2 separate regions of the Mus musculus genome follow, and region 2 is linked to region 1. Evidence: chromatin contacts called from ENCODE Hi-C or POLR2A ChIA-PET data. All regions are on one chromosome and are shown on one strand. Each heading gives the region's core, a stretch centred on a gene start or an enhancer-like site at or near the end of the contact. The rest is flanking DNA. Distances are from core to core; before and after follow the strand shown. Region 1 overlaps Atf6b (activating transcription factor 6 beta). Region 2 holds the start of Zbtb12 (zinc finger and BTB domain containing 12).

Region 1 (3,603 bases), core at 564-3,063:
ACTGAGGGCAGAGCCTAAAAGCACAGAAGGGAGTCAAGAGAGGTCAGAGGGTGAGCTGAGGAAGTGTCGGGAAGGAAACAGGACCTGGCTTCTGTGTGTGGTGGCCTAGCTCTCAGCACAGGCTTCCCTTCATCCTTCAGTGAGGAGACAGGGCTCATGGGTGCTGTTCCACTTGGCTAGGACAGAGTAGGCAGAGCCTGTCCTCACTCCCTCAGCAGTAGCTCTGGGAAGGACTGAAGTGAGTGGCCTCTTCAAAAGTTTTGAGGAGGAATGGTGAAGGATTTGGACTTTTGAAATATCTCCTTTTGCCCTGCTACTGTATAGACAAGATACTGCCTAAGATGCGGTGGGGGTGCGGTGGGGGAGGGAGGTGGCCAACATGCATGGGGGGGAGAGCTCAGTGATGTGGGCTAAGGATGGGGAACCTGGGAAAGAAATGGCTTGAGAAGATGGAAGTACAAGGCTAGAGGGCTCCAACACCCTGGCAAGAAGGGTCTGGGGCCTTCAAACTCTCAGCCTAGAGACATGGGTGTGGGGAGACGGGAGGAGGAGGGGAGGACATTTCTATCTCGTGACAAAAGAAAGTCACACAATTGTTTTGTTCTCTGCTCTGGAGCGGGTGGGCGCCTGTATTTACCAGAGGGACTGAGGTCGCTGTGGCAACCACACATCTGGGCCCCGGGATCCAGATGTGCTGTATCCAGAAGCCATAGCAGAATGATGAGGCAAACACTGGGCTCCCCAGTCCTGGCCCCCACAGCCAGGGAGAGGACTAAGCTTGGAGTGAGGCGCAGGGAGGGAGGGAAGCATGGAGGGAGAGAGAAGAGGCGGTGGGACAGAGTGAGGGGGTCTGACTGTGGTGTGAACAGAAGAGGGGACAGAACGGAGACCACTGCACACAGCCAGCGGGAAGAGATGTGAAGACCAAGGAGCAGGACAAGGCAGAGGAAGGGTAAACTGTGAAGAGACACAGAGAGAGAACTAAGCAGCCAACAGAGTGGTGGGCAGAGGGTGAAGACCCCCAACTATGACCCCAGAGCTGACCAGGAAGCAGTGGGCCTGAGGCAGGAAGGGGCTGCTTAGGTGCCAGAGTGACAGCGGGCTGGCATGCTGAGGGGGCACCACAGAGCAGACTGGACAGAAGGGAGCCTGTACTGGCCTGCAGGGCAACAGACAAGCCCGTTTGCACCTGTGACCCTGCAACCCCATCTCCGCGTCTCTCCTTGGCCCCCATGATGCCCCTCCCCCATGTCTGAGGGTCCCAGTCTTCCACCACTTGGAAGTGCAAGGGAACCATCCCAGAGTCCTCAGTGTGGGGTGCCAGCTCTTGGAGCACCTTCTCAAATGGGTCGGGGACGTGATGGGTACAAGGTGAAGCAGACCCAGGACGGAGGCAGTGCCTAATAGTCCTGTCCAAGGACCAAGTTTCCCAGTACCACCCTCGGAAGTCAGGAGGAGGGTCACATCTTACAGAGGACGAGCCCAAGGTGTTTAAGGACATCAGCTAGTACAGGGCCGTGAAGCAGCCCAGGACCAGGCCATCTGCTTCCCTTACTCCCTGGATAAGGTGCTCAGGGATCCTGGGACAGGAAGTGGCTGTGGACCAGAGCTGCCCTCTGGAGGGAGGAGAGGCTGAGTTCCTGGGAGCCCTAGTTCCAGGTTGCCATAGTTCCCCAGTCTGTTTTCACCCCAAACACAGTAGGGATGGGTGAAGAGAGGAGGGGAAAGCCTGGCTGGACACGTGAGGTTCTTCCTCCCTCCTTCAGGGCTGGGCTTAGAGCCAGGCAGCCCCTGTCCAGTCATCTGGGCTCGGAGCCCAGGTCCAGCTCACACCCTCCAGCTGACCCGGGCCACTCCTGTAGGGTCAGGCCTAAGGCACTGCTGCAATGGGAGTGACTGCAGGGGACTCGCAGCCAGGCAGACTGGGGCCCTCATCTGGATCTGGTCCCTTTCCTCCCACTCGGAGCTCACGGCCCTATCTGCCTGAGCCACTGTCTCCATCCATCTGGGCCTCCCTCAGGTCTGTCTTCCTCAGTTCAGGGCCTAGAGGATGTCCTGTAATGTGCCCCCTTCTTCACCTCCCTACCAGGCCCCCTCCGCTGTGACCCCGCCTTCCTGGGCTTCAAGCCCTCTGGCCCCCACGCCTGTTGTTTGTGTGGACAGCTCATCCTGGAAAGCCAGGGGGGACCTGCAGCAGAGCAAGGGCTGGAGCTGCTGCACCCCATCAAGGGCGTGGGGCCCCTGTCCTGTCCTTCCTGTTTACTCAGACACATTCCGGTGAGATGTTCTATCTGCTGTCACGCCACAGACAGCTAGACAGACATGCCCTAGAGTTGCTGGGCTGGGACAGGGGGGACGGGGACATGAGGTCTGGCTCCTTCTCACCCCACCACGCCATCCTCAGTGCTGCTTCCTTTGATGCTGGCCCTATACACGTCACACACTAGGAAGGTGGCCGCCGTTCCTTTACACCCCTCCACGTTGTTTATTTAATAATAATAAAAAAAAGATACGCACACACATAAACTGACTTCTGCCACCCACAACCATCCCTTGTCCCACCTGGGGACCTAGTCCCACCTTGACTCCCAAACAGATAAAGGAGAGAATGAAGAGGATATGGGGGAAACCCTCACGAGGTACCCTCGGGGAAAGAGGACTGGGAGTGCAGGAATGAGAGGAGCCCTATATTTCTGGAAAGAGTGAGAAGAGAGGTGAACCACCCACCCTAGTCCCACTAAGTGCTTAACCCCCACACCCCGTCTTCCTTTACAATTGCCCCCGAGCCCCAGGATCAGGTTCCCTAACCCGGTTCTAAGTCACTGTGAGGTGAGGATGTCAGGGGTGATTGAGGTAGAGGGGCTGGGAGGCCTGATGGGCAGGACTAGCTGCGGAGCCTGGCAAGGGGCCACCTGTGGTATTGCCCGGGGATGGGGACGGCTGCTTCCGGAGCGAGGGGGGCACCGTAGAGGTCTTGATGTGAATCACCCTGGTGTCCATGACCTCACACTCGATCTGCATCATCTCCTCATAGTCCCCTGGGGGGCCCCGGCCTGACACGGTCTCTGTGTGAAGGAGAGAGGGAAGCGGGGAAGGGGAGGCAGACAGTGGTGGGTGGGGTGAGATGAGGAAGATGGTTAGAAAGTTGGGAAGAGGAGGAGGGCAGAGGCAGCCCACAGGCCGAGTGAGGCGGGCAGAGGGCTGGCGTAGGAAGGTAAGTGACAACAAGTAAGGGGCACATGGGACAGGAGGTCAAGAAAGAAAAGCCTAGCCGCCACCTATCAGAGCAGCTTTGGTCTGGTTGAGAAAGGATCTCACTGTGCAACCCAGACTCCCCATCTTCCCATCTCAGACTCCTGAGCCCTCAATGCTCAATTGCAGGCCCTTGTCTCCCCACTTTTTCTTCCCCTTGGTTCCAAGTCCCTCCTCGCACTTTTTCCCTTAGCGCCCCCTGCTGGTTCTCTATGAGAACTCCCTCCTTCCTCAGTTTTAGATTTCAGAACCCTCTCCATAGCCAGAGGGAGAATTACCATTGGGGGCCATGGCTGGCATCACCAGCGACATCTTGGGCCTGGATGTCTTGTTGTGGCTGATGGCTGGGAG
Region 2 (3,603 bases), core at 456-2,955, 240 kb before region 1:
CACTTCAGGGCATTTGGTGCATTTGATGTTCTTTAAGGGGTTTCCACTTGAGAAGCCCCCAGGCAGAGGTCCCCGGCTACCCCCTGCCCCCAGACTGCCCCCCGCCCCCCGGGCAGCCATGGCCACCGCTGCTGCTTCCACTAGGCCCGAGGTGGCCCCCACACTGGCCCGGCCTCCTGGGATCAACAACAGGCCTTCCCCTTCCGCGTCCTCTGACAGGCTGTAGCATGCCTTCACCACCCCTTGCGGTGGGGTAACAGTGTTGGGGGCCACACTACTCTGGGCCAGCTCTCCCAGGTGGCTGCTCACAGAGGCCCCGATACCCAGACCCCCGGCTAGGCTTCCAGGGGGTTTGAGCCGGTGTGCCACTTCTAGAGCCGACTCCACTTTGACGATGCAGATGTCAGAAACATCTTCATCTTCATCCTCATCCTCCTCTTCCGCCTTCAGCTCTAGGTCCTCATCCAGCGGAAACTCCAGCTTCACCGGTCGCAGGAGCGGAGGGGGTAGAGGAGGTGGTGGTGGGGGTTTTGGAGCTGGCTTTGGGGTCCTGGCTGGAGGGAGGAGGGACTTGGTGGCACTGACACTGCTTAGGAGGCTAGCCTCGCTGACCCCATCTTCTTTAAGGCCTATTTTGGGCTCAATGAACTGGCTAAGGGCGTTCCGGCATTTCTCCACTACATGCTCCATTTGCAGGTAGGAGGCTGCTGTCAGGTAGTTCACGATGTCCCTGACTGCGAACTCCAGGGCGCCTGTGTAGCAAGAGAGGAGCAAGTCCGCCACAATACGCGCGCTGTGCATCAGTGAGACCTGCAGCTCAGAACTGGGGTTCAGCAAGAACTGGTCCCGGAGGAACGGTGAGCAGGCGGCCAGGATGACCTTGTGGCCACGGAATTTGAGGCTGTCGGCCACGATGGTCACATCACAGAACCGCTCCTCTGCACGGAGCTGGTTCATGTTCCGCAACGTTGCGGCCTCGTGGCCAGGCAGCTGGAAGCGCAGGACTTCCACCCCAGAGGCCATTGTGGCGGGAGTGGACTGCCCTGGGTGGGAAGGAAACGAGTCAGAGACAAAGGTCTCTGGCTGTCGGAGGCCAAGGCTCCAGACCCCTCATCCCTACCTCCCTAGTCTTGGCGCGCCTCCCTCAGTTTCCCCAATTCCAAGGAGGCGCGGTCCCTCCGAGGAGGGAGGCGTGGTTCCCGGGGGCGGGGCAGCGGCGTCCACACCCCCCAGTCCCGCAGCCCGCGCGCCCACGGGAGAATGGATAAAGGGGTGGATGGGGGGAAAAAACCAGAGGATTGCAACTCTGGGGTGGCCCCCGGTTGCAGGTACTCCTCACCCGCCTCGCTCTAGCCTGGGCCGCGCTGCTGTGAGTCCCCCTTTTCACGTCCTCCCACCGCCCGGACAGGTCGTGCACGCCCCCCTCCCACGCGCAGATCTCCGTGGCACGCCCCCCCACCCAGACTCACGACCCTGGGTGCACGCGCCTCTCACCTGGCCCGGTTCCGCGTGCTGATTTTTCCCCCCTGGTCCCCCACCCCCCCGGGGCCAGCGACGCCCCCCACACACGGGCAGGGCCGGGGCAGCGCGCAGGCGCGGGGGTGCACGGGGTGCGCGCGCGGGCCGGCTCCGCGTGGGCGGGAGGGGGAGGGGCGGGGGCAGCTCGTGCCGAGTGTTCCAAGGCCCCGCGCAGCGCAGCGTCCTCGCGGACTCGGGGCGGAGGAAGAGGGGAGGGAATTAAAGGAGCAGGATTCCCCCTCCCCGACCCCCCTTTTCTCCCCCGGCACCCCCACGCGGTTAAAGGGCTGGACAGTCGGGCCTCCCCTTTGGCCAGGATTATTTGTCCGCCAGAGCGGAAATACGCTCCACACCGCCCCCTATTTCACGCTCCCCCTCCTCTCTGCCTCTGGGGCCCGCGGCCCGTCTGCGCGTGCGTGCCAAGGCCCGCGCACTCGGCCCCGCCCCCGGCTCCTAGAGCCCCCCTCCCGCGCCCCAGCGCGTCCCCGCTAGCCCCGCCTGCCCCGCGCCCCCCAGCGCGCGCGCTCCCCGGGAACTGCGCAATCTGCGCGGCCACCTGCTCTCCAGCAAGGCGTCACTCCCGCCCAGCTGTGCGAGTCAGGCCACCTCCCAGAGCCTTGGACCTGCCGGTGGCCTACCAATCTTAGGATCACTGCTGCCCTCGGGTGCATCCTCCGCTGAATGTGTGCACAGTTCCTCAGGCCACATTTCCAGACTTTTCCAAGTCTTCTGAAGCTGGTGCCCACTGTAGTCCTGATCTAAAAGAGAATTTCACTTTCCACAAAGCCTGATGAGCCAGCGCTTGCCCTCAGCTTGTCCGGCTTAGAGCACACGGTTACGTCAATCACACTCATTCTCCCTTCTATTTTATCCACTCTGACTTCTTGCCAAGGTCAAGAACCCCACTCATACTGTGAAAGATTAGTGCGTTTCACCTTCACTGTGTAATTAACCCTGGGACTAATCTTGCAAATTGTGCAATTATTTATATTGGTACTAATGTGCCATCTATAATTTTCTCTGCACCCACTCTGTCCTGTCCCAGAAGAGGAGATGCTCCCTGACCCTAGATACCCACTCTACTCCGGACTGGCTTTCTTTGCCACTCCAAAACTACCTTCAACACAACTTCAATGTGAGTACCTGTCTTGAAGGCTAGCCCACCAGCGCTTCTGTGCACCCCAAATACCCACACTGGCTTTAAAGAATAAAGTCCTCAGGGGGTGGCCGCTGTTGCCTGCAGGTTATATTTTTTTTATTACACCCTCCAGGAAGCTTCTCAATCCTGAGGATGCTCAACTGCTTGCAACCCGATGCCCCCCCCCCCCCCAAGACATCTTGAATACAGGAATTAAGTTATGTATGGGCTGTGTTTTGCAAATAAAAGTCAGACAATAAATGGCTGGGTGTTGACATCATTGGCTTTCAGCTGGACCTGCATCCGCCCATACAAAGTTCATTCCTGATTGAACCGAATTCTCACACCCAAGAGATGCTGTTCCCGGAGAAGGCGCAGACAGCCGCGAGGCAGTACCTTGGCTGTGGTCTTTCATGTTCCTTTTAGAATTCTCTGACTTGTACCCTCACCCAGCTCACTTTGTGGTCAGGTCGTGGATTTTAGGGGGAGTGTAGGCCATTGTGTCTGGTACACCTTGTTTAAAGCCACATTCACTGCCTACTGCACTAGAGTGAAGCCTTGGGCAAATCAGTTCTCTGAATCAAGATGTCTTTATCTTTGAACTCAAGGTTCTGAATGCTTACCAGGCTGATAGAGGGTTCTAGGGAGCCTCTTATACACTGAACAAACAAACACACACTGGATCTGTGGTAACACTGGTTTTTAATTTATTTATTCATTTATTTTTAGTGTCTTTGCTTTTATGAGAAATAGACTCTGGCAGTTTCTTTGTTTTCTTCTTTCTTTCATCCTTTCTTTCCTTTTTTTTTTTTTTTTTTTTAGCCCTGGCTATACTGAAATTCACTCTATAGACCAGCCTGGCCTTGAACTCAGACATCTGCCTGCCTTCCCCACTGCCTCTCTCAAGTCCTGGAATAGTCATGCCTCATCACCACTATGACAGTTTC

What was found. Hi-C counts contacts between places; a loop is a spot of excess contacts on that map. ChIA-PET counts read pairs that join two places held with the same protein, here RNA polymerase II (POLR2A).
Region 2: a map of left cerebral cortex shows a loop between it and region 1 (2.6-fold over the local background). The contact joins the promoter of Zbtb12 here to the enhancer-like site in region 1. A Hi-C loop is called at or near these places in 1 of 37 maps with a recorded cell type or tissue (left cerebral cortex). POLR2A ChIA-PET finds 5 or more read pairs at or near these places in 1 of 5 experiments (Patski).

What each region holds. Positions count from the first base shown.
Region 1 is chr17:34,653,933-34,657,535 of GRCm38, reverse strand. Atf6b (activating transcription factor 6 beta) reads right to left here. Exons shown (of 18, transcript NM_017406.4): 17 at 3,531-3,603; 18 at 2,462-3,065. The coding sequence ends at 2,839. Among named protein-coding and RNA genes, the nearest start is that of Atf6b, 8.6 kb to the right of the region's middle. Within about 2 kb of position 1,813, at least 2 of the 3 ENCODE cell types and tissues checked have a DNase peak (open chromatin) inside an H3K27ac peak, as active enhancers do.
Region 2 is chr17:34,892,661-34,896,263 of GRCm38, reverse strand. It overlaps Zbtb12 (zinc finger and BTB domain containing 12), which reads right to left and starts at 1,705. Exons shown (of 2, transcript NM_198886.3): 1 at 1,495-1,705; 2 at 1-1,043. The coding sequence starts at 1,023.